4 separate regions of the Homo sapiens genome follow, and regions 1, 2 and 4 are each linked to region 3. Evidence: chromatin loops called from intact Hi-C (ENCODE). Cell type or tissue: endothelial cell of umbilical vein. All regions are shown on one strand. Each heading gives the region's core, and the rest is flanking DNA. Links, peaks and the distances in the headings are about the cores only. Region 1 has its middle 6.9 kb from the start of MXD3. Region 2 overlaps SLC34A1 (solute carrier family 34 member 1). Region 3 overlaps PRR7 (proline rich 7, synaptic). Region 4 overlaps F12 (coagulation factor XII).

Region 1 (7,214 bases), core at 35-5,034, 140 kb before region 3:
AGTTTGAGCTGGGCAGGGGACATGCCATGGCCTTGCCCACCTCCCTGCCTCTGCCATCTCTGCTCAATGTCACTTGCTCCAGGAGGTTCCCAGGCCTCCCTCCTTCAGCGCATTCTCCCAAGTAGCAGTGGGCCCTGCATCTCTCAGGGTCAGCCTCTTCCTGCAGACTACGACCTCAGCGACAGAGCAAACCAATGCCGAACAGGGGCTTGGCCAAGCCATAGGCAAGGGGTAGGGAAGGGCTGGTGGGCCTGTGTCTCCATGCCCATAGGATGTCAGAAGAAGCAGTCAGCAGACCCCCACACAGAGGCCACCTCTGGAACGCACCCCCCCCCCCCGCCAACCCCAGCTGTTGTGGCAGTGCAGCATAATGATCAGGAGTTGGGTGCCAGCCGGTCCCTCGCTTGGTGTCACAGGGGCTAAGCCAAGAGGCCAGCCCTGGCTAGACAGGTCTCAGAAGTGCCTGGCAGCCCCTGCTATCCGGGGAGGAACACTGCAAACAGGCCTCTGTAGGCTCAGTAGTATGGCCATTTTTTTTTTTTTTTTTTTTGAGGTGGGGTCTTCTGCTGTCACCCAGCTGGAGTGCAGTGACACAATGAGGGCTCATTGCAGCCTTGACCTGCTGGGCTCAAGCAATTCTCCCGCCTCAGCCTCCCAAGTAGCTGGGACCACAGCTGCATGCCACCATGCCTAATTTTTTTATTTTTTGTAGAGATGGGGTTTCACCATGTTGGCCAAGCTGGTCTTGAACTCCTGACCTCAGGTGATTTGCCCCCCTCAGTCTCCCAAAGTGTTGGGATTACTGGCTTGAGCCACCGCACCCGGCCTGATTTGCATTTTTTCTAAGTCAGCTGAAAGTCTTATTTTTCCACTGGATATAATGTATTGTTATCCTCTATCTGCTTTTAATATTTTCTCTTCACCTTTGGTTTTCAACTGTTGGCTGTGACACGCCTGGGTGTGGTTTTCTTGGTGCTTGCCTTGCCTGGGGTGTCTTGAGCTTCTGCAAAAGTTTTCAGTTCTTATCTCTTCAAATATTTTTCCTGTCTTATTCTACCCATACTTCCCTACTCTAACCCCAATTTCATGTATGTTGCCCAACTTGGTAATATATGAAGGGTCTTACTTTGTTGCCCAGGCTGGAGTGCAGTGGTATGAACACAGCTCACTACAGCCTTGACCTCGCAGGCTCAGGTGATCCTCCTGCCTCAGCCTCCTGAGTAGCTAGGATTACAGGTGTGCAACACCACGCCCAGCTAATTTTTTGTATTTTTTGTAGAGACAGGATTTTGCCATTGTTGCCCAGGCTGGTCTCAAACTCTTGAGCTCAAGCAATCCGTCTGCCTCGGCCTCCCAAAGTGCTAGGATTACAGGCATGAGCCACCTTGCCTGGCTTTTCCTATTTCAGTCAACAAATGTTTCACTTGCCTATTCCAATTCTTCATCAAACCATCACTCTGGGGAGGATGTCTCCGCCACTGTTGGACACTATGTGCTGTAAAATGTGTTCCTTGGTCTGAAGAAATGTGACCTGGCAGAGTCCAAATTGGTACCTTTTTTTTTTTTTTTTTGAGATGAAGTCTCGCTCTTGTCCCCCAGGCTGGAGGGCAATGGATGGCGCGGTCTCGGCTCACTGCAACCTCCACCTCCTGGGTTCAAGCGATTCCCTTGCCTCAGCCTCCCAAGTAGCTGAGATTACAGGCACCTGCCACCATGCCCGGCTAATTTTTATATTTTTAGTAGAGACAGGGTTTCACCATGTTGGCCAGGCTGGTCTCGCACTCCTGACCTCAGGTGATCTGCCCACCTCGGCCTCCTAAAATGCTGGGATTACAGGCGTGAGCCACTGCGCTCAGCTGAGTTCCAGTCCTTTTACTGTGCTGTGAGCATTTGCATCTACCACAGGGAAGCTGAGCCCAGTGTGCAGAGTGACTGTTCCTGCCACGACTTACACTTCCTGGGGCTACAGGCTTCAGTGTGACTTGCCTATCAAGCCTCTCGTTGACAGACAGAACAGTTACTGGTGTTTTGTGCCTCAGAGGGTGCAAGGGGAACATGTCTAGACTCAGTCCATCCCTGCACTGTGGCAACCCCGTATGTCCCTCATATCATGAGGCCTCCTTAAGTGAGCACACCAGAATATCCACTGACTGAATCCAATCACCCCCTGATCCTGGAATGGGGTTCTTCTGATGAACATCAAACGTCCTACTTTAATGTACCCCTCCGACTCCCATAATGATGTCCACAGGCCCATGTGGACCTATTAGTGGGATCACTAATAGGCCAGTTTTCCATTGCCCTTCTGCTGACTGTGCGGGCAGGTTGGCCACTGCCCGTGAGATGTAGCACAAACACCAGTCAATTCAACCTGCTGAGGTGATTTGTTTTTACCTTCTTTGATGGTCTTCCAGATAGGAAGCTGTCCTGTCACCTTGAAAGCCGCCTGTCATCCATAAACCAGGCGGCTCTTGTTGGTCAATAGAGAGCTGTTCATAGGGCACTCACTGCCCATGTGGCCCGTGAAACTCCTTAGGTGGCTCTGAAGTTGCCTGTGGGGGAAGAGGCACCCACTTGGGACGGCCTTCTTGCATTCCCCAGATAGCATGTTTCCAGAAAAATCATTTCCAAATGATGATGGACCCTTCTGGGCACTGCCCTCCTATCAGAGTATTTCCCCAACATCACCCAAGAAATTATAAGTATTTCAGGTTTCAAGGTTATTTTATGTCCTTAAGTCATAGGGGCAATTGGACTTTAATTAAATCCAATAGCAAGTTAGTCAAATGGAAATTTCCTGGTCCAAAATCCCAGTGGTTGCCACTAGGTGGCACTCCGGCTTTTGCCCTCAGGTCCAGTCTGCTCCTCAGCGGGGCTACGGTACAACAAATGAACAACTTGCACAGGCTTGGGCAATCTTACTGGTTTCCATCAAGTACATCCAATCAATATTGGCAGGTGGGGAGATTCACATGCCTTCCGCTTTAGCATGCTAGGTAAGAGAAACACCTCAGCCAGACCCAATATCCACCCCCATAGTACATTCAGGTAAAGGAGCTGCAGTCGCTTTGCATAAAGCCTGCTCAACCCTCACCGTTTCCATTCCATCAGGTATCACATTCCCATATTCTCCCAGTCGAACTCTCGCTCCCATTGGGACTTCACAAATAGATTTTGGAATCACAGAGCTTGGGTTCCACAAAAAGGTGTCCCAGTAAAGTCTCTCCTGCAGCCCCTGACCATTTCACCGGCTCATGTCCACATGGCCTTGGGTCCGCAGTGGGTGTCAGTCATTATCTTGATTAGATTGTGGCACAATTGCCCCAGGTGACTACCTATCAGCTTTCTCCTTGTCATCTTTCCCTCTGGCCTTTTTTTTTTTTCCTGGAGACGGAGTCTCACTCTGTCGCCCAGGCTGGAGCGCAATGGCGCGATCTCAGCTTACTGCAACCTCTGCCTCCTGGGTTCAAGCGATTCTCCTGCCTCAGCCTCCTGAGTAGCTGGGATTACAGGCACCCGCCACCATGCCTGGCTAGTTTGTCTGTTTGTTTGTTTGTTTGCTTTTTAGACAGAGTTTTGCTCTTGTTGCCCAGGCTGGAGTGCAATGGTGTGATCTCAGCTCACTGCAACCTCTGCCTCCTGGGTTCAAGCGGTTCTCCTGCCTCAGCCTCCCAAGTAACTGGGACTACAGGCACGTGCCACCACACCCGGCTAACTTTTTGTATTTTTAGTAGAGACAGGGTTTCACCGTGTTAGCCAGGATGATCTCGATCTCCTGACCTCATGATCCGCCCGCCTCAGCCTCCCAAAGTGCTGGGATTACAGGCGTGTGCCCCCACGCCTGACCATTTTTTTGTATTTTTGGTAGAGATGGGGTTTCACCATGTTGGTCAGCCTGGTCTCGAACTCCTGACCTCAGGTGATCCTCCCAAAGTGCTGGGATTACAGGCCGGCCTCCCTCTAACATTTTAAAATCTTCCAAACTAAGGTGAGTAAATCAGATTTGTTTAGGGCCCTTCAATAGTGGGGGACCAGCAGAAGCTCCCATCTGTCCACCCAAGGACTTCCAAGGGTGTTGGAGATGACCTTTGTTTTGACCCCATCAATGCCTACTTTATTCAGTCCATTTCATTAAGAACCCTTTAAAGATTCCATCCTGCTGGGATGAGTATCTTGACTCTTCCCTTTGTTTTCCCCACTCTCTTGTGAATCATTCTAACCATCTTCACTGTTGTTTCAGCATAATTTTCCCCCTCAAAAGTGGCCCTGGGAATAGCTGTAGCTCAGACCAGCCACAATCCAAGCTTGGCCCAATCTCAGGATCTGCCCTATCACCATCTTTTGCCTTCATTGTTGCTACAGAGAACAATAGGATGGTATATTTAGCTTGTTTCTAGTTACTTTGCATTTCCTTATACGTCCAGTGAACTAACTCCTTGGGAGTTGCATCCATCATTTCTAAAATTCATTATTAATTTTTGCCTCCACTAACTGATCACAGCACAGCTGCATTTCCATACCACAGTGAACTCATGGCCCTCCAGGAATCAAAGGTTCATCATACTCCATCCTCTCATCCAATTCCTAGAGATAGTAACTCACTCACTCACCTGCAAGCGTGCCGTGCCTTTCATATTCATACTAACCAATCCAGAGCCCATACCTTCCAACCACCTCCTTTACTGGGCTCTTACACGCTGCACCACTATCCCCCAGAGACTGGACAACTAGGGACATCCTACCCCAAACCCATTGAAATTATTCAAGCTAGGCAATCCTAGACCTGCTCACTCTGCCTCTCAGGTTCCTTCCTAAGCAAACCACAATAAAGGCTCTTGCCCCACAGTTCCCCTCCCTCCCTCTGCCCCCGACCAACACTGGTGCTTCCCCGTGTGGCCCGTGTTAGTGTGCGGTGCCGCCTGTTTCTAGGGAACTGTGAGTATAAGCTTCTTCCCACCATGGCAGTCATTTCTGTGTCTGTTACATCATATCTAAGGACAACAAATCCAAGGTGTCCTTACAACAACTGGCGCAGTGAGCAGGGTGGTTTGATGCCAGATGGAGATGGTATGTCCTCAAACTGCTCTTGGCTTACTAACTGGATCCACCAGGCAGTGGCCATTGCCTGGAAGGCAGCCCTGGTCATTTGTGCGCCCCCTTGATGGCTGGTGCACTGTGTGGTGTGTTGTGGGTGCTGCTGTGGATTCCCAACCTGAGGGCGGTGCTCGGGAAGCTGAGTCCTCCCGGAGCTGCTGCCCAGGCTAGAGTGTTCAGTGCCTGGGACTCAGGCCACAGGGCACTCGTCTTTCTCCGTGCTGGTGGAGCACCCAGACGCCAGAACAGAACACCTGGAGGTATACGGAAAACTGACCACATCGGTTTCTTGAAAAAGTCCTTCCATGGCCGGGCATGGTGGCTCACGCCTGTAATCCCAGCACTCTGGGAGGCCAAAGCAGGTGGATCACCTAAGGTCGGGAGTTTGATACCAGCCTGAGTAACATGGAGAAACCTCGTCTCTACTAAAAATACAAAATTAGCCGGGTGTGGTGGCACATGCCTGTAATCCCAGCTACTCGGGAGGCTGAGGCAGGAGAATCGCTTGAACCCAGGAGGCGGAGGTTGCAATGAGCCAAGACTGTGCCATTGCACTAAAGCCTAGGCAACAAGAGCAAGACTCCATCTCAAAAAAGAAAAGGAGAGAAAAGGTCCTTCCAAAGACAACAAGAGCAACTACCCTGCTAGCGTCATGGGATGAGTCTAACCCACTGACCAGGCAGCACTGGCAAGCGGTGGGGCCAGCCATGTCGGTCACTTGTATGCAAGTGCTCAGTGTCTGGGATGTTATATGCTCCAGCAGGCACTTGATAAACCACTTCCCCTTTTCCTTCTGGCCTTTGCTGAGTCAAAAGTTTCAGCCTGTTCTCTGGAGTATGGGAAGAGTACTCCACCTGAACGCCTGCATGTGTAGCGTAGGCTGTTCCCACGGTCAGTGTCAGGGTGTCCTCTTCAAGGGATCCGGGCACCCTGCAAATGTTCTTGTTCCAGCCACAAACCTCTCTTCCTTTAGCCAGGTCCTGAAGCTTTCCTCTTTTAGTGTGGGGCTTTCATTATGATTTATTCTTAAGTCCGAATGTTATTTGGTAGTATGTTTTTAGTTTCCAGATACAAAGGATTTTTTCAGTTATCTTTTGGTTGCTGATTTCCATTTATATTCTCCATATTCCTTTTTTTCTTTTCTTTTTTTTTTTTTTTTTTTTTTTTTTTGAGACAGAGCCTTACTCTGTTGCCCAGGCTGGAGTGCAGTGGCACGATCTCAGCTCACTGCAACCTCCGCCTCCCAGGTTCAAGTGATTCTCCTGCCTCAGCCTCCCGAGTAGCTGGGACTACAGGCACGCACCACCATGCCCGTCTAATTTTGTATTTTTTTAATTTTTTTTTTTTTTTCAGACAGAGTCTCGCTCTGTCACCAGGCTAGAGTGCAGTGGCACGATCTCGGCTCACTGCAACCTCTGCCTCCCAGGTTCAAGCCATTCTCCGGCTTCAGCCTCCCAAGTAGCTGGGACTACAGGCACACGCCACCACACCCAGCTAATTTTTTTGTATTTTTAGTAGAGACGGGGTTTCAACATGTTGGCCAAGATGGTCTCGATCTCAACTTCGTGATCCGCCTGCCTCGGCCTCCCAAAGTACTGGGATTACAGGCATGAGCCATCATGCCGGGCCCATTCTCTTTAAAAATCTCCTCTTTATAAATCTCTTTATAAATCTCCATCTCTGTGTTTCCTCCCAAGGTCCTCTGATCTTTGATCTGATCTTCAAATTAGTTGATCTTCAACTAATTTGGTGAATCCATTTTGTTATCAACCCCTATATTGAGTCCTTTATGTCAACTAAAAAGTTGCATATCCGTGTCTCCAGGTGGTTCTAACTGCTTATTCTTCCCTCATGTTTCCAACAGCATGCCTGGTCTCTGAGGAAACACTTCACTCCACAGGCCTATGAGCTTGGCTTCCTCAGTCATATACACACATAATATATATCTCATATACACAGAAATTATATAAAATTGTCTATGTAATTTTTGTTGTTATATTAATTACATATAATTATATACAGTTTTTTATATATGTGTGTGTGTGTGTGTGTGTGTGTGTGTGTATATATATATATATATATATTTTTTTTTTTTTTTTTTTTTTTTTTTTTTTTTTGAG
Region 2 (6,997 bases), core at 659-5,658, 64 kb before region 3:
GGTTACCAAGGATAATCTCCTTTTCTTAAAGTCAGCTGACTGTAGACGTGAATTGCATCTACAAAACACCTTACAGAACACCCAGGCTAGTGTTGGGTTGAATAACTGGGTACCACAGCCTAGCTAAGTTGACACATAAAACTAACCATCACTGGCCGGGCGCAGTGGCTCATGCCTGTAATCCCAGCACTTTGGGAGGCTGAGGGGGGCAGATCACGAGGTCAGTAGATCGAGACCACCCTGGCTAACACGGTGAAACCCTGTCTCTACTAAAAATACAAAAAAAAAAAACAACAAAAACCAAAAAGCATTAGCCAGGCGTGGTGGCAGGTGTCTGCAGTCCCAGCTACTCAGGAGGCTGAGGCAGGAGAATGGCATGAACCCAGGAGGCAGAGCTTGCAGTGAGCCGAGATCATGCCACTGCACTCCAGCCTGGGCGACAGAGCGAGACTCTGTCTCAAAACAAACAAACAAAAAAACTAACCATCACACTCTGGGGCATGTGTGCACACACAAGCACAAATCTCTATTTGCACATAGGACATGAGCCCACGAGCCCTCATAACGAAGGCCTCACACGCACACACGTTCACATCCATACACCATGTGCAGCACGTGTACATCTACTCGCATGGATGAATGCACACACCTGTAAACGCACAGCCCGTGCCCACATGCACCTGTGACGCCAACGTTAGGCAGACTCAGCAGCATGGCAGGAGCGGCCACTGGGGACTGGGACGTGGGTGGGGGGCCTGACAGGAGTTGTGGTGGTGCAGGAGCTGGGTGACCGTCAAATTCATTAGGACGTCTTCTCTTCTACCAGTGCTGGAGGTGAGCTCTGCCATCCCCATCATCATGGGCTCCAACATCGGCACCTCTGTCACCAACACCATCGTGGCCCTGATGCAGGCGGGGGACAGGACTGACTTCCGGCGGTGAGGGGGGCTGGGGGTTGGGGGCTCGTGCCTGGGGGAGGACAGCCCCAGATGCCAGGAACCCCAGGCGTGACTGTGCACTGGCTCGAGCCTGCCTTGCAATGTGGCCTCCCTGCCCAGGGCCTTCGCGGGGGCCACGGTGCATGACTGCTTTAACTGGCTGTCAGTGCTGGTCCTGCTGCCCCTGGAGGCTGCCACTGGCTACCTGCACCACATCACTCGACTTGTGGTGGCCTCCTTCAACATCCATGGTGGCCGTGATGCTCCTGACCTGCTCAAGATCATCACAGAGCCCTTCACGAAGCTCATCATCCAGGTGACAGCAGGGCCTGGCATGGGGTGAGGGTGGGGGTAACAAGGGACCCAGCCTCCTTCACTCCCCCTGCCCACATCTTGCCCACAGCTGGACGAGTCTGTGATAACCAGCATTGCCACTGGTGATGAGTCCCTGAGGAACCACAGTCTCATCCAGATCTGGTGCCACCCAGACTCCTTACAGGTGAGTCCCAGGCCTAACCCCAGGTAAGAGGACTCCCTCTTCAGACTCTTGGTTTCATTGTCTGTTCAAAATGCTCCAGATAGACCTTGAAGATCATTTAGCCAGGAGAGGGCAAATATGTGGCCCTTCTACTGTGCTTACAGTTAACATTGCTAATTCCTCCCAACTTCCCACATCGCCTTAGGCAGACATCACCAATCAATTAAAGTTGTTATGTAATTGATCTAGCCCAGTGGTTCTTGAAGTGTGGTCCCAGGCCAGCATCTTGTGTGCCGTGTGGGAACCTATTAGAGATGCAAATCACCCTGCCCTTCCCTAGACCTACTGAATCTGGAAACCCCTGGGAGCGGGGCCAATGGCCTATGCTTCAGCAGTTCCTCTAGGTGTGCTCAGTGCTCAAGTTTGAGAACCGCTGATCCAGCGCAACCCTTGGGTTTCACAGGTAGAGACACAGGTTCAGAGAGGCTAAGAAACGTGCCAGAGCTTATCCTACCATGTCAGGGCCTGAGCACCCTAGAGGGGTTAGTGACTCAGCTGGGCCATGTTTTGGGACCCAGGTAACGTGGGGAAGAGGCAGAGTGCTATAAGGATACCAAGGAAAGTAACAGGAAGGTGAGCTGCGTGGAGAACTCCTTGGAGATGTTAACAGCCGCTTGTGCTGGCATCGGGGGTTCCTTCTCCTGGAGACTGCCACAGGCGGGAGTCCCTTGTCCTTCTGCACTGTTTCTGCTGCTTCTAATACTGGGAAGATCTGTTTGAATCAAGTGGATGCTCATGGACCACCCATTATGCCAGGCTGATGAGGAAGCAGGCAATTAGCACACTTCCTTACTCAGCTGTGAAAAGGCAAATGCTTCATCCAAACCACAATGCACCATATTTGCTTCTCCCTGATGCTTGCATGTGAGACATAACTCCATTTACAATGAGATACGAGGAAATCCAAGCCACAGCACAGCACAGCACAGCACAAGCCCTTCCCCTTCCCCTTCCCCTTCCCCTTCCCCTTGCTGCTTCTTGTGACTGGACCTTTACCCTGGTGCGAACAGAAAACACTCATCTGACTCGCCCTGCGATGCTCCTTTGCATCTGAAGTTGCTCCAGCTCAGCCTCTGAGTGTTCAAAGCAGCCTTACATAAAAAAAAACCCCTGCGGGCAGCTTTTACGCTGACTTCATGACCTCTTTAATACATCAACCACTTTCTCACGAGCTCTCTGAGCACTCTTAGTGCTCTCTGACTCACCACAAGCCTCTCTACTTCATAGCAAAATCTGGAAGGGAGAGAAATCACACACTTTGATCTTCGCAAAAAGCAAGCCATGGAAGACAGCTCTGTTCCTCACTGCCCCTGAGCTCCCTGCCGGCCACCTACTGCAGCTTCCGGCAGATCTCAACCAGCAGCCTCCACGTCCTCACTTGAAGTCATCCTCACCCAGGTTCACTCTGGGGAGGCCGCCCTTGGGCCTTTCTCTACGGCTGCAGCTGACACTTGTCCAGCTGGTTTCTCTTCCTCACTCTACCAGGAAATGCTTTCCTTAAACGCTTTCTGCAGGGCAGGGTCTCATTTCCTCGGCTTGGAGAGTAGCTGGTGGGTGGGACCCAAGCTCTCACTTTCATCCCCTTTCTGGGACAGCGCCCCGAAGGAGTGTGACTCACACAGCAGTGGATGTGCTTGGTCTTGCAAAGTGTGAAGTGCGTCCTGGCTCTTCCTGCCCAAAGACGGGCCACAGAGTCTCCCCGTGCTCCCTTCCAACCTGTTCCCATTGACGCCAACTTTCACCATGCTGGACCTGAACCAGCCCGAAACAGTCTCCAGGGAAGCTATGCACCAGGGAGAGGAGGCAAGTCCAAGGCCTACCAGATGGGGAAAGCAGCAGCAGCGGCAGTTGAGTGATCAGACACTTGAGTCTCCCGGGACCCTGACACCGTCCTGGGAATCACCTTCTTATGTGGCCACACTGTGGACTGTCAACTATACCTGCCTGGATTAAACAAGCATCTTTTGAGGACTTGCAACCTGGGAGGCAGGGATTATCACGTCCCCATTTTACAGACGAGGAGCACTGAGCCCCAGAGAAGTGCAGTGGCTTGCCCAAGTCCATGTAATTGAGGTAGGATACAAATCCTGGTAGAATCCTGACTATCTCGTTGCCTCTCTCACTCACCGGTCTGACATTCTACTATGTATGTCTGCTTCCCATGCTGCCCATCAGGCCTGAAGGCCACCAGGTGACCATAGCCACGTGGAGACGACTCCAGAGATAGCGGGTGTTGCTCTAAGGAGAAGTTCTCCTTTTCGCCACCAGGTGGTGCTGCTGGCACAGTGCTCTCCCTCGGCTTCCAGAAGAACAAAGGCCCTAGAGCTCCCCTTCCTCTGAGGGGGAAACTGCTGCGCTGGCCCACATCCTGACAGTCTCCTGTGAGCTTAATCACCTCCTTCAGTCCCCAGAAGGGGCCTCTTTAATTTAGGGTGTCCCTATAGGCACTTAAATCCCAACTCCCTCTTCCAAAATGCTTCCAACTAGCCCCTGGGAAAAGGTGGGTAGCATTATGGACTTCATGCTGCAGAGGAGGAAACTGAGGCCCAGAGAGGCTAAGTGTTTGCTCTGGTGACACACAGCTGGGAACGGCTCAGCTGGGGTATGGGCCCAGGGCTGTCCACAGGCCCATTCTGTTCTTCCCACAGAGCCCACCACCCGCTTCAGGCCCCTCCAGCCTCTCCTACCCCACCCCAGGCCCAGGCAGGGATGGGCACATCTTGGGAAGATGCCCCCAGATCCTGGGCCTCCCAGCTCTTTTATCTAAGCTGGAGTTTCCATCTTCTCCCTCTGCCCCACAGGGAAGCCCCAGGGCCTGCTCCCTCCCGGCAGTTCACTCTCTGCCTGGCTTTGTCCCTCCTGCCAGCTTTACCTTCCTCTCTTGTACTTTAGGGTCTCTGGGCTCCCAGCCAGGGCCACACAGTCCCAGGCAAGAAGGTCAAGGTTCTAAAAACCCAGAGGGCTTGGCCCTGCTGCTGCCTCTGCCAGCCCTAAGTTGGGACCCCAGTAAAGTTCCCCATTCTCCTCCAGCCTTCGCAGGGTCCCACAGTCCTCCCCACAGAGACCACTGGGCCCAGCCCAGGTTAGGTCAGTGGGGCACACGTTGACCAGGCACCTACTCATTCAAGGGGTTGTCTGCTACCTCAGCATCCAGGCTGGGTACTCCCAGGAAGGTCCAGCAGGCTCCTCCCCAACAGGGCTAGGGTTCTCAGGTTCATCTGCAGGGGCCACTGGTCCTGACCTAGGAAGTCAGTCACACACACAGCCTCCCAACCATGTGATCCTGAACGGGCCCAGCGAGGGAGAGGGTCACTCCATATCAGAAGACAGTTTACCGAAGGCTCATGATGAGCCAAGCCCTGTGATGAGCGCTTTAAACACATTCCCCCTGTAACCTTTACAGCAGCTCCTCTATTATCCTGCGTTAGAGAAAACAGGCTCTGAGAGGTGGCATGGCTTACCCAGGGTGGTTGGTATAAGAAGCAGGATTTGAACTCAGATCTGCCTAACAGCAAACACCTGGCTCTCTCTCTCCCTTACCCTCGCAGCAGTTACCGTTGCTTTCCCAGCCTGGTTTTCTCATCTAGCCCATCGCAGCCTATTTTTTCCAGGCTTCTTGGCCTGCCATTCAGGCCCAGTCTTGATGGGTCCCCAAGGCCCTGATGTGGCGAACTGGGAGCACAGAAGAGCACATTGCCCCATTCAAGGGAGCACATCCCGCTAAAATAAACCCGGATGTTACACCAGACGCCATAAAAGTTCTTACCTTGGCCAGCATGGTGGCTCACACCTGTAATCCCAGCACCTTGGGAGGCCGAGGTGGGTGAATCACCTGAGGTCAGGAGTTCGAGATCAGCCTGGCCAACATGGCGAAACCCCATCTCTACTAAAAATACAAAAAATTAGCTGGGCGTGGTGGCAGGGGCCTGTAACCCTAGCTACTCGGGAGGTGGAAGCGGGAGAATCGCTTGAACCCAGGAGGCGGAGGTTGCAGTGAGCCGAGATTGTGCCACTGGACTCCAGACTGGGCAACAGAACAAAAACTCTGTCTCAAAATAAATAAATAAATAAATAAATAACTTCTTAACCCAACAAGGCTACAAATGAGTTGTCCACAGGCCAGACTGGCCTGCTTCTGCTGACCTTCATTGAATTGTAAAAGATAACTCAAAGTGGTCGCCAATATTTACAGATTGGGAGTTTGTTGCTTTCGGGAGTTTTTCATTTTTTGAGATAAGGTCTTGCTCTGTCACTCAAGCTGGAGTGCAGGGGCATGATCATAGCTCACTCCAGCCTCGACCACCTGGGCTCAAGAGATCCTCCTGCTCCAACCTCCTGAGTAGCTAGGACTACAGGTGTACACCACCATGCCCTAATTTTCTTTGTGGAGACAAGGTCTTGCTATGTTGCCCAAGATGGCCTCCCACTCCTGGCCTCGAGTAATCCTCTCACCTCAGCCCCCCAAAGTGCTGGGATTACAGCCATGAGCCACACTGCACCTGGCCCAGATTGGGAGATTTCATCTAGAACTTCAGAGTTGTGGCTTTTCTCATAGAAATTGGGCAATTTAGCCACACTAGGCTGCGTCCCTGGATGGTGACAGTGATCAGGAGCTGAGTAGCTACTGCTGACTCTACAGGCCCAGCAGAAACTCTCCCCACCTCTTCCACACACAGCCCGAGCTGCTCACTTAGGTTACCGGCCCGGACCTGTGGCCTTCTGAATTGTAGGGCCTCCCTGGGGAGCCCCTTTGTCTCACTGACAGTAGGTGGGCAGAAGAGACGTGTGGGCTGGGCCCTCTGTCCCCTTACACCCCCTGAGGATAAGGAATTGATCTAGAGGAGAATGGAGCTTGAGCTAAGGGTGTCTTGGAGGAGAGGAAGGAGCCAGGATGCTGGGGAAGGGGCACCGAGAAAGGGATGGGTAATAAAAGATGAGGAAGGGGGAGTTTTCAGAAAAAGAGGAACATGTTCAGCAGCACCCAATGCCACTGAGAGAGGGAGGAAAAGAAAGACAGGAAGCCACTGGATGTGGCCCCAGGGAGAGCTGGGCCAGTGGAGTGACAGGGCAGAACACACAGAGGACCAGATTCTTGTGTGGCAGGCACTTTCATCCACATGTCCTCAGTGGAAGAGACAGGCTCAGAGAGGGCAAGAGACCCATCCATGGTCACAGAGCAGGAGGCCCATCTCCATCTTCCCCATCTCTCCCTAACTCCCATCTCAGCCCCAACCTCAGGCTGTGTTTTCCTAATTCACTAAGTCACCCTCCTCCTGATCTAGGCTCCCACCTCCATGTCCAGAGCAGAGGCCAACTCCAGCCAGACCCTTGGAAATGCCACCATGGAGAAATGTAAGTGCCTGCAACATGGGAGGTGTCCTGCATGGCAGGGGCAGAGCCTAGCAGTGGCAGGGCAATCCCACACAGCCACTATTGTGTCCAGCCCCAGGAAGCATGGCTGTCAACTAGCCCAGCTCCTGAGCCTGGGTCAAGCTCCGGTGTTGAGGCTCAAGGAGCCTGA
Region 3 (5,000 bases), core at 1-5,000:
CTCACCAAGGGTCTCGCTTTCATCCCCCTGCCGTGCTCCCAGTGAGTGTGTGGCCCGAGAAAACATGCAGAGCGATATGGTTCAAAAGCACTACAGATAAATCAAGATGCAACCCTAAAACATGTTCAAATAACCTTCAAGAAAGTAAGAAAAGAGAAACAGGAAACAGAACGTGAGTAATCAAATGGCAGACTTCGGTCCATCTGCAGGGCATCGCTCCGAGCACCTGAATGTGTTGGGTAGGTAGGAGGAGGCACGTATTGGCTACTACCAGTCTGGAGCAGTGTGGGCAGTGGAGGGAGTGGCTGGGAGCAGCAGGCTGCAGGCAGGCTCTGAGTCTGAAAGGCTCCCAGACAAGGGCAAGAGCTCACATAGTAAAGGAGCAGTAAGGGGGCATGGTTTTTTCGGGAGGCTTTGCCAAGTCTGGCCTGGTCAGGTAGAGCATTTTGAAAGGTCTGAATGAACCTCTGATGTTTATGTATTGAGCACCTATGGTCGGTTAGATGAGAGTCTACTGAGCACCTGGGAGGGAGGCTTCAGACAGGATTCCAGTCCCGTGGGCCTGCTGTGGCACTGCCGAGAAGACAGCGTTCAGTGTCAAATCCCTACCCACTCCACCTGGGGGTGGAGCCAGGTTGGGGCCAGGGGGCTAGTTATGTGACCTTAAGCAAGAGCCTTCCTCTCTTTGGCCCAAAGTTGCCTAGTTTATAAAATGCAGCTATGACGGCACCCAGCAGGTCCTGGGCGTGGCCTGCCCTGTATGGCCTAATGCCCCACCTGCTGAGCTGGGCGCCCTCAGGGCACAGAGGGCCCTCTCTTTTGTCTCTTGCTAACCTGGCGCTGCCATTACATCTCCCCTTCATCCTGTAGCTCTTTCTCACACTGCTATTCCACAGCAGAGTCGGGCTGGTGATCAGGCATGCCAGGGCCCTGGTGGGAAGGGATGGGAATGCATTTTGGCTGCTAGCTGGCTTGTCTGCCCAGTGCCCCCATGGCTGCCACTTACATCTGGCACAGAGTTTGGATTCAGACTCAGGCTAAATCCTAGCTCCTCCCCTTCTGAGCTGTGTGACCTGGGGCAAGTCATTCCCCTCTCTGAGCCTATCTCCCTGTCTATCAAATGGGCACAACCACCACAGACAAGGTGGTGTTGAAGAGAGGATTCTGCGTGGTCCTTGAAAGATATTTCTAATTCAGCTAAACCCCATCACCTCCAGCCCCAGAGTTACCTTTTCTGACCCAGAGCTGTTCCTGCCTGGCAGACCGGGGGACCTCTAGTTAGTGCCAGTTTCCTCAGAGCATTCCTGATGGCTCAGGAAAAGAATAACAGATGTAATTAACTCCCAGTGACTGGCAGCATCGTGTTTTTATCTGGGCTGCGTCACCATGGCAGCCTCATGGCAGGGTTGTCGAGGGGGCGGGCAGAGCTATGGTTCCTGCCATTGTCTGTTCTGGAACGCAGGCCCAGGAGAAGGGGACTGGCAAGGGCACCAAGTGGCACGTGGCTGAAGGCAGCCATGGAGTCAGACAGGAGCCATCTGGGGAGAAGTGTGGGGTGGCCATGGCCTGGCTTCCCCCCAGCCTGGGGCTCAGGCTCCCTGTGGCTCTCGAAGCAGTGTGTGTGTGCCTCGGGCACGCGGAGGGTAGGGTCCGTGGGGCTCCTGGAAGAGGCCCACAAAGTAGCCCAGGCAGCGCTACCCCCCACCCCACTCAGGCTAGAGTTTTGTGGCCAGGCCTGGGTTCAAATTATGGTGCTACCACCTGCCATCTACACAGCCAGTTGTTCCCCCAACTCCTCGTCTGTAAAATAGGAATCATTCCAGTTACCCCAAAGGCTTTCGTTCAAACCTGTGTGTATAAGGCATTCAGGAAAGGCTCAGTTCTGTTCTGTGGGGGCGGTGAGCAGTCACCTGCCACCCTTCACTCTCAGAGTCAGGGCTCCCTCCTACCTCCCTCTTAGGGTGCAAGGTTCCCCCTCTCACCCGCAGCTGTGGAGAGGAGGAAGCGGAACTAGAGATGCCCATCTGGAGTGAGTGCAGGACCAGGTGGGTACGAAAGACTAGCTTCCAACCCTCATCTAGTTTTCCTCCCCTCCGCGAGAGGGAAAGGGAGACGGCGGCCTGAAGACAGAGGCAGAGCCAAGTGGGGCTGTGCAAGGGCAGGAGGCGGGGAAGCGGAGTTGGAGCAGGCAGGGCGCCTGGAGGAAAGGAAGAGAGTGTGGCCCACGCCCGGCGCGGCGCGCTAGGCTCAGACAAAGGCAGGGCCGGTGGCACGCATTACCAGTCGGAGCCACCCGCCTGAGCCCCCCTACGGGAGCGGCGGGAGACCCGGAGGGCGCGGTGCGGAGCCAGTTGTTCCGGGCTTTGGGCAGCCAGGGGCTGCCAGGCGTCTGTACAGGGCGTCGGGTGGCTGTCTGTGGGGCTCTAGGAGATGTACCACCCTTTCCCCGCCGCACAGCAACGGCGCCGAGACGCCTCTTCAGGGACCTGGTGCGCACAGGCTCCTGAAACCCTTTGGCCCCGGGACTGCGGATGGCGAATCTCTCGTTCGGACTCAGAGCTGGAGTCCGTCCTTCGCGCGCCCCCTGCTGGCCCGCCTCGGCTCCCCTCGGCGCCCGGGCTCCGCGGCGGCGGCCGGGGCTCAGATCGGGGAAACCCTACCGGGGAAACCTCGAGGCGTGACGTCACCCTCCTCGGTGACGTCACCGGGCCCCCGGGGAGCGCGAGGTTCCCACGGAGGAGGCTTTCCCCGGACTGCGCAGGGCGCGGGCGGGGGCCGGGAAGTCGTTGGGGGCCGCGGCGCGCCTTCACTGCGCCCCGTGTCTGCCCTACAGGTCCCGCGCGGCCCCGGGTGAGGCACGCCCGCGCGCCCGCCGGCGCCATGGGAAGGAGCGGGCGCCGCTGCTGTCCCCCGCCGGCGCGCGCACGACTTGAGACCTGCCACGGGCAGCCCCCGGCCGCGGGTCCCCGAGTGACGCTGGCGGCACCTGAGAGTGTGGCGCGGGCCCGGGGCCACGCAGCGGAGCCCAGTGTCCAGTGAAGCGTCTGAGGACCCGCCGCCCGTGCCGCCGCCATGGTGATGTCCCAGGGCACCTACACGTTCCTCACGTGCTTCGCCGGCTTCTGGCTCATCTGGGGTCTCATCGTCCTGCTCTGCTGCTTCTGCAGCTTCCTGCGCCGCCGCCTCAAACGGCGCCAGGAGGAGCGACTGCGCGAGCAGAACCTGCGCGCCCTAGAGCTGGAGCCCCTCGAACTCGAGGGCAGTCTGGCCGGGAGCCCCCCGGGCCTGGCGCCGCCGCAGCCACCACCACACCGTAGCCGCCTGGAGGCGCCGGCTCACGCGCACTCGCATCCGCACGTGCACGTGCACCCGCTGCTGCACCACGGGCCCGCGCAGCCGCACGCGCACGCGCACCCACACCCGCACCACCACGCGCTCCCGCACCCGCCGCCTACGCACCTGTCGGTGCCGCCACGGCCCTGGAGCTACCCGCGCCAAGGTGAGTACCGACCTCCGCCAGGGGGCGATCCGGGCCGCCGGAAGTGGGCGGGCGTTGGAGGGCTCGCTGCTTACCCTCAGGGCTTCCATCCGCAGCCTCCGGGAGAACACGGGCGGCGGCGGGCTCGGGTTCGGGCTAGGGCTGGGGCGCGGGCGGCCCCTGGCCGGGGCCTCTGCGAGAGGCTGGGAACCGGCGGCCTCACCTCCTCCGACCGCCTCCCACTCCGCAGCGGAATCGGACATGTCCAAACCACCGTGTTACGAAGAGGCGGTGCTGATGGCAGAGCCGCCGCCGCCCTATAGCGAGGTGCTCACGGACACGCGCGGCCTCTACCGCAAGATCGTCACGCCCTTCCTGAGTCGCCGCGACAGCGCGGAGAAGCAGGAGCAGCCGCCTCCCAGCTACAAGCCGCTCTTCCTGGACCGGGGCTACACCTCGGCGCTGCACCTGCCCAGCGCCCCTCGGCCCGCGCCGCCCTGCCCAGCCCTCTGCCTGCAGGCCGACCGTGGCCGCCGGGTCTTCCCCAGCTGGACCGACTCAGAGCTCAGCAGCCGCGAGCCCCTGGAGCACGGAGCTTGGCGTCTGCCGGTCTCCATCCCCTTGTTCGGGAGGACTACAGCCGTATAGAGGGGCGCCCGGCGCCCCGGGCCCCACCGGCGGACTCCTGGCCTGACTGCGGGGCTTTTTAAATGCTTCCCTGGACTGCGGGGAGGGGCGGGGGGAGGGAGGGATTTCTTATCCCGTTTGTTACATTTTGAGGATAATAAAGGTGTGTGATCTGGTTTGGTACAAGCGGAGGGTGCACCGGCTGCTTTCGCCCAGGGTTCTGTGTGACCAGACAAGCCGGGGCCTTGGCGGGAAGGACCCTCAACGTGCGTTTCCGCCACAACAGAACCTAAGGGTACAGCACTAAGTCTAAGACCAACCCTTCTCCGGTGGTTGTAGGTGCCAAGCGGCTTCCCCTGGGAGCCTTAGCCCCTAGCACCGCCCCCCCACCCCGCCCCCGCCTGGCGGGCCTTGGAATTAGGGTGAGGACGCCCCCTGGTGGCAAGGAGGTGCTGCGGCCTCGGAGGTGGGAGGAGTTGGGAACCTGGGTCAGGGCAGGCGGCAGCCCGAAGGGATCTGGATTTCTTTATTAACAGACATGAGCACGACCCGTTACAGAAGTTTGTGCTTTCCAAAAAAAAAAAAAAAAAAAAAAAAAAAACAGTTACTAAACGTGAAAAAGGAACCCAAGCAAAGAGGAAGGAGTTGGGGAGGGGCCACCAAAGCCCCTGGGCCCCATCCATAGCCCTGACCTGAACCGCGCCTAGGGCCTCCAACCTGGGACCTGCCCGGCAGGAGACGGGGGGTAGCCGAGGGGCCCCAGCTGGGCCTGCTACTTCCTTTGGGCCAGACAGGAAGGGGTCAAAAGAAGGGCGGGGAGGGGGTCCCAGGGAGCCAGAGCCCACGAGCCATTTATTGCCATGTTTTAAAATTCGTGCAAAATATCTGAAGCCCT
Region 4 (7,583 bases), core at 1,184-6,183, 51 kb before region 3:
CGCGTCGGCCCATTAGCACCAGGAGCGCGCGCGGCGCACGGCCCACGCACACGGCGCGCGCGTCCAGCCCCTTGGTGCGTGCGTCCAGCACGCCGTCACCCTCGGCCAGCAGGTGGTCGCGGATGACGCAGCAGCGGCGGCCCCCCACGCTCAGGCCCGCCTGCAGGAAGGTGTGCCTGTCCGGCCCCGTGAGCACGCCCACCTCCTGCGGCGAGATGGCCGCCAGCAGGCCCCCGGGCCGCGAAGCCCACACGCAGCTGTTGTCCGCATGGCCCACGATGGCCACGTCGTCGATGCGCTGGTCCCGCAGCACTGCACTGATGTAGACCTTCCAGTCGCCCATCGCGCTCCGAGTGCGCCCAGCCGCCTCGCACCTCTCGGGGAAATATAGAGGCGCCACGCGGGGAAGGCCTGCGGCGCTGTGAGGCAGGCTGGGCGGGGCTGTGACGTCACACAAGGCGCCGTCCCGGAGCGACCACCCAGGCTGGGGCACGTGGGGCGTGGGCGTTTAGTGCTGTCGCAGTTCTAAGGTTATCCTGTAGGATGGGTTTGGCAGAGCGCAGCGGCTCACTCCTGTAATCCCAGCGCTTTGGGAGGCCGAGGCGGGCGGATCGCTTGAACTCAGTAGCGAGATTATAGTAAACTATTATAGGATCGTGTCGCTGCACGCCAGCCTGAGCCACAGAGCGAGGCCCCGTCTCTAAAAAAGCAAAAACAAATTTTAATTAAAAAAAATTTTTTTGAGATGAGGTCTCACTATGTTGCCCAGGCGGGTCAGGAAGTCTTGAGCTCAAACAATCCTCCCGCCTCAGCCTCTCAAAGTGACGAGATTACAGGCGTGAACCACCGCATCTGGCCAATCTATTTTTAATTTTAAAAAGCTGGTTTTGTGAAAAAAGGATGTTGTGTCTGGACAGCCAGACCTTCACTTGTAAGGGAACCAACCATTCAACCCCCAGATTGTGGTTCTTAAGCATGAGAGAACATCAGAATCCCCCGCAAGGCTGTTAAACAGATTGCTGGGCCCCACCCCAGACTTTCTGTTCAGCAGTATAAAGTGTAGCCCGAGAATTTGTTATGTGTAACAAGTTCCCTGGTGATGGTACTGCTAGCCAAGGGACTCTCAGACCCACTACACTAGTGCGTGTTGGGGTGGGGACAACGATATGTCACCCAGCCCTTAGGGTCCACGCCACAGTCAATGCTCTTTTTTTCTATTTTCTTTTTTCTTTTCTTTCTGTCTCTCTCTTTCCCTCCCTCTGTTCCTTCCTTCCTTCCTTCCTGCCGGTTCAAGTGATTCTCCTGCCTCAGCCTCCTGAGTAGCTGGGACTACAGGCGCACGCCGCCGTGCCCGGCTAATTTCTTGTATTTTAGTAGAGACGGGGTTTCATCGTGTTGCCCAGGCTGGTTTCGAACTCCTGAGCAATCCACCTGCCTTGGCCTCTTAAAGTGCTAGGATTACAGGCGTGAGCCACCGCGCCCGGCCAATGCTAAGTATTTCTAACCACGATTCTCAACCTTGGCTGTACATGGAATTATCTGGGGAGTTTTACAAATATACCACTACCCATGCCCCATCCCTAGACATACTGATTTAATTGGTCTGAGGTGGAACTTGGGCATAGATTGGCTCAAAACGCTCCCCAAGTGATCTTAATGTATGGTCTGAGAACTACTGCTCTGTAAACAAAATGTTAGTTTCTCATAAGGAATAACATGCAGCTTCTCCTTGCACAGGGCTTGGTATACAGTATCCTAGGCTCAGTAAACATTAGCTGGGCTGGCATCTAGATTTTGCACGTTAAGATCTCATAGACCTTGTTCTCTGAGAGCTGTGGAGAAGCTGTGAATCGCTTTTCTGTCTTGGCATTTCCCGGCGGGACCCATGAAGAAAAGAGCTTTCCTTCTCAGCATTTTCAAAGCACTTTATTGAGTTCCTGCGCCATCCTGGCGCGGAGCTGGCCGCACTGGGGGAATGGGACACAATCTTGCCTTCCATGCCCCAGCCACTCTCTCACTGCGGAATCACCAAGGAGGGAAAGATGAGTCCCTGAGCAATCAGGAAACGGTGTGCTCCCGGATCCAGGCCAGGTAGTAGGCCACATCGGTGTAGACGCCTGGCTTGTTGCGGTCACCACAGCCCGATCCCCAGCTGATGATGCCTTGCAGGGTGAGCCGGCGCTCTGCAGCTTGGTCCTCACACACCAGCGGGCCTCCGGAATCACCCTGGGTCGGAAACACGCAGCTCAGCGCTGTGGACCTGAGATTTGTGCCTGACGGCCTCGGGGAAGGGCGCCAACCGGGCTAAGAGCTCACCTGGCACGCATCGGTGCCGCCCTCGAGGAACCCTGCGCAGAGCATGCCGGGGAGGATGGAGGATCCGTGCACGTCCGGGGCTGAGCAGCGCTCCAGGGAGAGGAACGGTACCTGCGCCTCCTGCAGGAAGCTGGCATATTCCTCCGCCCCTGCGAACACAGAGCGCCTTCTTCACACCCCATCTGACAACGCTTGCCGCCCGGACGATGGACAAAGCTGCTCCAGGCGCTTGTAAACCCACTCATGCCCTTCCTCTCTCGCAGCAAGCCCGAAGGGGAGGAGGTGCCATTAATTCAATTTCATAGGCAAGGAGGCTGAGGTCCAGAGAAAAGCCAGGATTTGAATGGGCGGAGCGGAAACAGAAACCCCTCCCCCACCACCCATCCAGAGTCGCAGAACCTGGCTCCCACACTAGCCCGGAGCGCGGGGCCAGCGTCCTAGTTGGCCTTTGCAGCCCGGCGCCCAGAGGGAACCAAGAGCAAGTTCGATTCTCCCTGTATCCCCAGGAGATTTGGGGATCCCAGCAGTGAATCCCAGGCCCTGGGATTCTACCTGGGATTCACCTACACATTCTCACAACCCATCAGGTCAGCGCCACCCATTCTGTAGGCACCCGGAACGATACCAAAGTCGCGGGCTTCTTCCGCCTAACCCAGTGATCAAAGGTCTCCTCCCCTACCCCTGCCCCTAGCAGTTGTGCCTACCCTCGAACTGGTGGCCCCAGCCGGCCACCTGGCAGAGCGTGGTCTCGGAGGGTCGCGCGGCGCCGCTTGGCAGGCACACCGGCTGAACGTAAGGCGACAGGAGCGCGCAGCTGCCGTCCGCATCCTCCTGAAGGCGCAACAGAGCTAACCCGGGCGGAGAGGAGCGTGAGGCGGGGACGCCGGGGCCCCAAGCTCTCTTCCCGTCCCCGCGGGGCGCCCCCACGCACCCAGGTCGTGCTGGTAGCTGACGGGCGAGAAGGCCTCGTGCAAGCGGTAGGAGCGCACGGCCAACGTCTGGCACGGCTCACAGCTGTGGTTACGGCGTTCCTGGCCGAGCACCACCGTCAGATCCTCGGGTGCGGGCCTGCGGGGGGGGTAGGGGAGAGGCAGCGCTCTCAGACCTGGCCACAAGCGTTCTGGGGAAGCCCCCTGCTCCCGAACCCCAATCCCGTGTTCCAGCTTCCTCCCCGGGAGCTCCGGAGGGGCGTGGAAAGAAGGGTGGGGCGGGAGAAGGTAGGGCACGGGTTCGGGTGCAGCGTGGAAGCTGCGCTGGGAGACGGAGGAGCCGCGGCCCCTGGGGCGGCTCTGGGCGGGCGGGTACTCGCCGGTCCTGCAGGCAGTGAGCGGCCGTCAGCACCCAGCAGGGGGCGATGAGGCTGCCGGCGCAGAAACTGTGGCCCCAGTACAGCGCGGCGATGTAGGGGTGCGCCCCGCGTAGCGCCACCAGCCCGCCAACGACGCGGGTCATCGAAGACAGACTCTTGCGGAGCCGCTGCCCGCAGCTCAGTGGGCCGTTCCTGGTCAGGGAAGGCGGCTGCTCCCGCTTCGCCGGCAAGGCTGTGGAGGAGCAGGGGCTGAGGACGGAGAGCCCGCGGCCGGCTGGCCGGAATCTAGCTCGCCCGGCGCCCTCTCGGCTCCTCCTTCCCCCCCCCACTTCCTAACCTCCCGGGGTCTGGGACTGAGGCGGGGTCCGGGTCGTGGGCTGAGGCTTCGGCGGTGCCGGCTGCGCGGGCATGAGTGGGACATGAAGCCTAGGGGACACCGGGGTCGGAGGCGCCGCCTGGGTTGGGGTCTGGCACTGTGCCAGGTCGCAGTACTCCCAGCTCAGCCGGTCGCGGTTCAGCACGAAGCACCACGGGCGGATGTCGTTGTCCGGGTTCCTGTAGCCACACGACGGGGCGCCGTTAGAGCGCCGGGAGCCCGGAGCCCTGGGGCGGAGGGGTCACCCAGCCCCACGCGGCGCACCGGCAGAAGGCGTGGCCGCCCAGTCCCCAGTTCCGCGCTTGCTCGGCAGTCACGTTCCGGTAGGTGGCCTCCGAGGCCCACGGCTGACAGGGCGCACCCGAGAGCGTGGTCCTGGCCAGGCCGCGGTAGCTGAGCCCGCGGCCATCATAGCAGCTTGCCTTGGTGTCTGAGGAGAAAGGGGGCTCCCTGGGCAGCCAAGGCTGGGCTCTCCTGCCTCCCTCTCATCTGCTTTCCGCACTCTCCCTCCTCCTTCCTGGCAAGCCCGTCCCACCTGGGGGCTGGCCTTCTGCTTGCCCCAGACCCTCACTCACCCACGTCGCAGAAGGCTCCGGTGTAGCCCACCGGGCAGTGGCACAGGCGGTGGCCCTCCACCTCTAGGCAGCGACCCCCATGGAGGCACGGGTTGGTGCGGCAGGCTTGGGGAGGGAACGCAGTGAGCCACCCCTGGGCCTAAAGACCCCCCCAGAGAGCTCTCCTTCCTGGCACACCACCCGGCCTCCTGCCAGCCTGTCTTCCTGACGCTCCTCCCTGGCCCGTTCCCAACCATCTGCTCACCCTGGCTGGCCAGCCGCTGGCAGTGGGCATCAGGACCCTTGCACTGGCATCTGGCCACAGCTGCTTGCTCAGTTCTATACCATATCTCATTCTTGTGGAAAAACCGGAGAAGCTGAGGCTCAAAGCACTTCTCTGGGGACAAAGAGGGATAGTGGTCTCAGGAGAGTCTAGGACCATGCCAAGTCTCCGAGTATCCAGCAACCTATTCTGTAGGCCCAGGGTTGCCCCTGTCCCCCAGCACCCCGCCCAGGTCCTCCACATCTCCTCACCTTTCTGGCAGTGGTTTCCAGTGAGGTGTTGTGGACAGAGACAGTGGGGGCCGCTTGGCATGTTCACACAGGTCCCTCCTTTCTGGCAGGGGCTGTGTTTGCTGCAGTGGTCTGAGAGATGGACATGGTGGAAGGAAGAGCAGGGAGCTGAGTCACACAGCTGGGGGCCAAGGCCCTTCTTGAACCTACTTGCCTTGTGACCTTGCTACTCCAAGTTTCCAAGCTTGGTTTACCCACCTGCAAAATGGGACCACTCCTTCCCAGAACTCTCCCTCTGGACTTCCAAAGGGTATTGTGGAGGGAGAGAAGGGGCTGGGTCCAGAATCCCAGGTGTGTGGGGTCTGGTGATACCAGGAGAGTAATGAGGCGGGAGGAGAGAGCCCCAGGCCACCCCAGAGGCTGTGTGTAGCACCTTTCACTTTCTTGGGCTCCAAACAGTATCCCCATCGCTGGTCCTGATCAAAGTTGGGGGTGGTAGCACACCTGTAGAAAGAGACAAGGCTTCCCTGCTCTACCCAGGGGCCTGGCCCACCCTGCCCTATCACAGTCCCCTCTCTCCAAGCAGAGTTCCTTGGACAGAAGGACAGGCAGGGTACATGTCTCCCAGGCCCCTGCTCCAACTCCTCTGCGTAGTCTTACCAGGGCTGAGGGCCTGGCCGGCCCTTGTGGGTACATTTGTGGTACAGCTGCCGGTGGTACTGGAAGGGGAAGTGGCAGGGCTCCCCGGTGACAGTGAGAACTGCAGGGACAACACACTCTCTGAGGACTTCCCCTGTACTCAACTGCTCAGGCACTGTCCCTCAGGGTCTGGTCAGGAAAAGGACAGACCCTCAAAAAGGTCGCTGTGCATTGAAAACACTTTCTGCTCTAAAAGTTGGGTTCAGGGCCGGGCGCGGTGGCTCAAGCCTGTAATCCCAGCACTTTGGGAGGCCAAGGCGGGCAGATCACGAGGTCAGGAGATCAAGACCATCCTGGCTAATACAGTGAAACCCCCTCTCTACTAAAAATACAAAAAAATTAGCTGGGGGTGGTGGCAGGTGCCTGTAGTCCCAGCTACTCGGGAGGCCGAGGCAGGAGAATGGTGTGAACCCGGGAGGCGGAGCTTGCAGTGAGCCGAGATCGCGCCACTGCACTCCAGCCTGGGTGACAGAGTGAGACTCCATCTTAAAGAAAAAAAAAAAAACTTGGGTTCAGGAGTCAGATAGCTGGAGTAGACTCCTGACTCCACAACCTGCTAGCTGTGTGACCTTGGGTAAGTCTTCAGTCCCAAGGCCAGGAAGAGCACTTGCCACAAAGTAGGCACTTAATAATACTTGTTGAATGTTGAAGTCACTGTTAACCACTCTGATCTGAGCCTTGGTTTCCTTATCTGTAAAACGGCAGTAATAATAGTACAGTTGATCCTCATTCTTCTCTGGTTCTACATTGAGAATGTGCCTACTTGCTGAATTTTATTTGTAACTCCCAAGTCAATACTTGAAATGTTTTCATGGCCATTTGTGGGCATGCACAGAGCAGTGAAAAATTTGCACATTCCCAGTTAAGGTTCAACAAGGCGTCACGCTGCTGCTGCTTGTTTCAGCTCTCCTATTGAATGAGTGTCCTTCTCAGTCTACTTAGTGCAACGTTTTTCACACTTTGTGCTTTTGCTGGGGATTTGGCTTTTGGAAATGGCCTCTGAGCCTCCTGCTGAAGAGCTGTGTAGTTCCTAAGCACAAGAAGGCTACCTTAGGGAGAAAGCGTGTGTTAGACACTTGATTCAGGTGTGTGCTATAGTGCCATCAGCTTAGCATTGATGAATCAGCAACACATATACTAAATAAAATGTCTTTAAACAGAATCATACATAAAACCAGATTATATGCTGTTGGTTGATGAAAATGTTGTGACCAGAGGCTCACAGGAACCTAATACTGTTTGCTAGTTCAATGTTCACTGTGATTTTATAGAACATAACCATCGCGAATAATGAGAATTGCCTGTGTCTTCTTCAGAGGAATTGTCGTGGGGCTTCATGAGATAATGCCATGAAATGCTGAGCAGTGTCTGGCACAAAGTACCTGCTCAATAAGCTTTTGCCACTATTTTGTTCAAGGCAAAGTGCACTTGCCAAGGACCAAACCAGAACTAGGACAGTAAATGGAAATGGATCTGAGATGGACCTTTAAGATGCAAATGGGGGCCAGGCGCGGTGGCTCACGCCTGTAATCCCAGCACTTTGGGAGGCTAAGGTGGGCGGACCACCTGAGGGCAGGAGTTCGAGACCAGCCTGGCCAACATGGTGAAACCCTGTCTCTACTAAAAAATACAAAAATTAGCTGAGCATGAAGTTGTGTGCCTGTAATCCCAGCAACTCGGGAGGCTGAGGCAGAGAATCGCTTGAACCCAGGAGGCGGAGGTTGCAATGAGCCAAGATCGCGCCATTGCACTCTAGCCTAGGGGACAGAGCGAGACTCCATCTCAAAAAAAAAAAAAGATGCAGATGGGATGGACG

Evidence for each region. Peaks named below come from ENCODE experiments on the same cell type or tissue, not always from the same donor. Only the 100,000 strongest peaks of a DNase experiment are listed, where the experiment ranks them.
Region 1: a loop joins it to region 3, with 8 times the contacts of the local background. A loop is called at or near these places in 65 of 110 quality-filtered maps.
Region 2: a loop joins it to region 3, with 16 times the contacts of the local background. A loop is called at or near these places in 109 of 110 quality-filtered maps.
Region 4: it touches region 3 in a loop (11-fold over the local background); 109 of 110 quality-filtered maps call a loop at or near these places.

What each region holds. Positions count from the first base shown.
Region 1 is chr5:177,315,237-177,322,450 of GRCh38, forward strand. No RefSeq gene overlaps it. Among named protein-coding and RNA genes, the nearest start is that of MXD3, 6.9 kb to the left of the region's middle. RefSeq lists enhancers at 2,692-2,986, 4,702-5,203, 5,204-5,703 and a silencer at 2,692-2,986. In endothelial cell of umbilical vein, for the core only: a CTCF peak has its summit at 2,821 (motif pointing right); a DNase peak (open chromatin) is centred at 2,835.
Region 2 is chr5:177,386,936-177,393,932 of GRCh38, forward strand. SLC34A1 (solute carrier family 34 member 1) reads left to right here. Exons shown (of 13, transcript NM_003052.5): 6 at 827-938; 7 at 1,059-1,254; 8 at 1,342-1,437; 9 at 6,759-6,828. Among named protein-coding and RNA genes, the nearest start is that of SLC34A1, 6.0 kb to the left of the region's middle. RefSeq lists enhancers at 680-1,180, 1,181-1,681, 2,200-3,399, 2,440-5,253, 2,485-2,534 and 2 more. In endothelial cell of umbilical vein, for the core only: a CTCF peak has its summit at 3,749 (motif pointing right); a DNase peak (open chromatin) is centred at 3,776.
Region 3 is chr5:177,451,996-177,456,995 of GRCh38, forward strand. PRR7 (proline rich 7, synaptic) reads left to right here. Exons shown (of 4, transcript NM_030567.5): 2 at 1,961-2,045; 3 at 2,834-3,499; 4 at 3,729-4,291. The coding sequence starts at 3,073. The coding sequence ends at 4,126. DBN1 (drebrin 1) reads right to left here. Exons shown (of 15, transcript NM_001363541.2): 15 at 4,615-5,000. Among named protein-coding and RNA genes, the nearest start is that of PRR7-AS1, 6.6 kb to the left of the region's middle. RefSeq lists silencers at 1,870-1,959, 2,470-3,079, 2,529-2,760, 3,270-3,819, 3,910-4,049 and 1 more and enhancers at 2,365-3,065, 3,313-3,607. In endothelial cell of umbilical vein, for the core only: CTCF peaks have their summits at 2,600 (motif pointing left), 3,493 (motif pointing right) and 4,556 (motif pointing left); DNase peaks (open chromatin) are centred at 2,596, 3,336, 3,526, 4,506 and 2 weaker places; H3K4me3 peaks cover 2,199 bases; H3K27ac peaks cover 2,342 bases.
Region 4 is chr5:177,400,234-177,407,816 of GRCh38, forward strand. F12 (coagulation factor XII) reads right to left here. Exons shown (of 14, transcript NM_000505.4): 3 at 5,729-5,828; 4 at 5,502-5,572; 5 at 5,090-5,200; 6 at 4,821-4,952; 7 at 4,577-4,681; 8 at 4,266-4,431; 9 at 3,963-4,180; 10 at 3,626-3,857; 11 at 3,248-3,384; 12 at 3,021-3,164; 13 at 2,317-2,465; 14 at 1,908-2,226. The coding sequence ends at 2,059. PFN3 (profilin 3) reads right to left here and starts at 428. Exons shown (of 1, transcript NM_001029886.3): 1 at 1-428. The coding sequence starts at 343. RefSeq lists enhancers at 1,737-2,594, 3,451-4,308 and silencers at 3,594-3,643, 3,674-3,723, 4,074-4,403. In endothelial cell of umbilical vein, for the core only: CTCF peaks have their summits at 2,465 (motif pointing left), 3,662 (motif pointing right) and 4,326; DNase peaks (open chromatin) are centred at 3,748 and 4,328; H3K4me3 peaks cover 1,160 bases; H3K27me3 peaks cover 1,977 bases.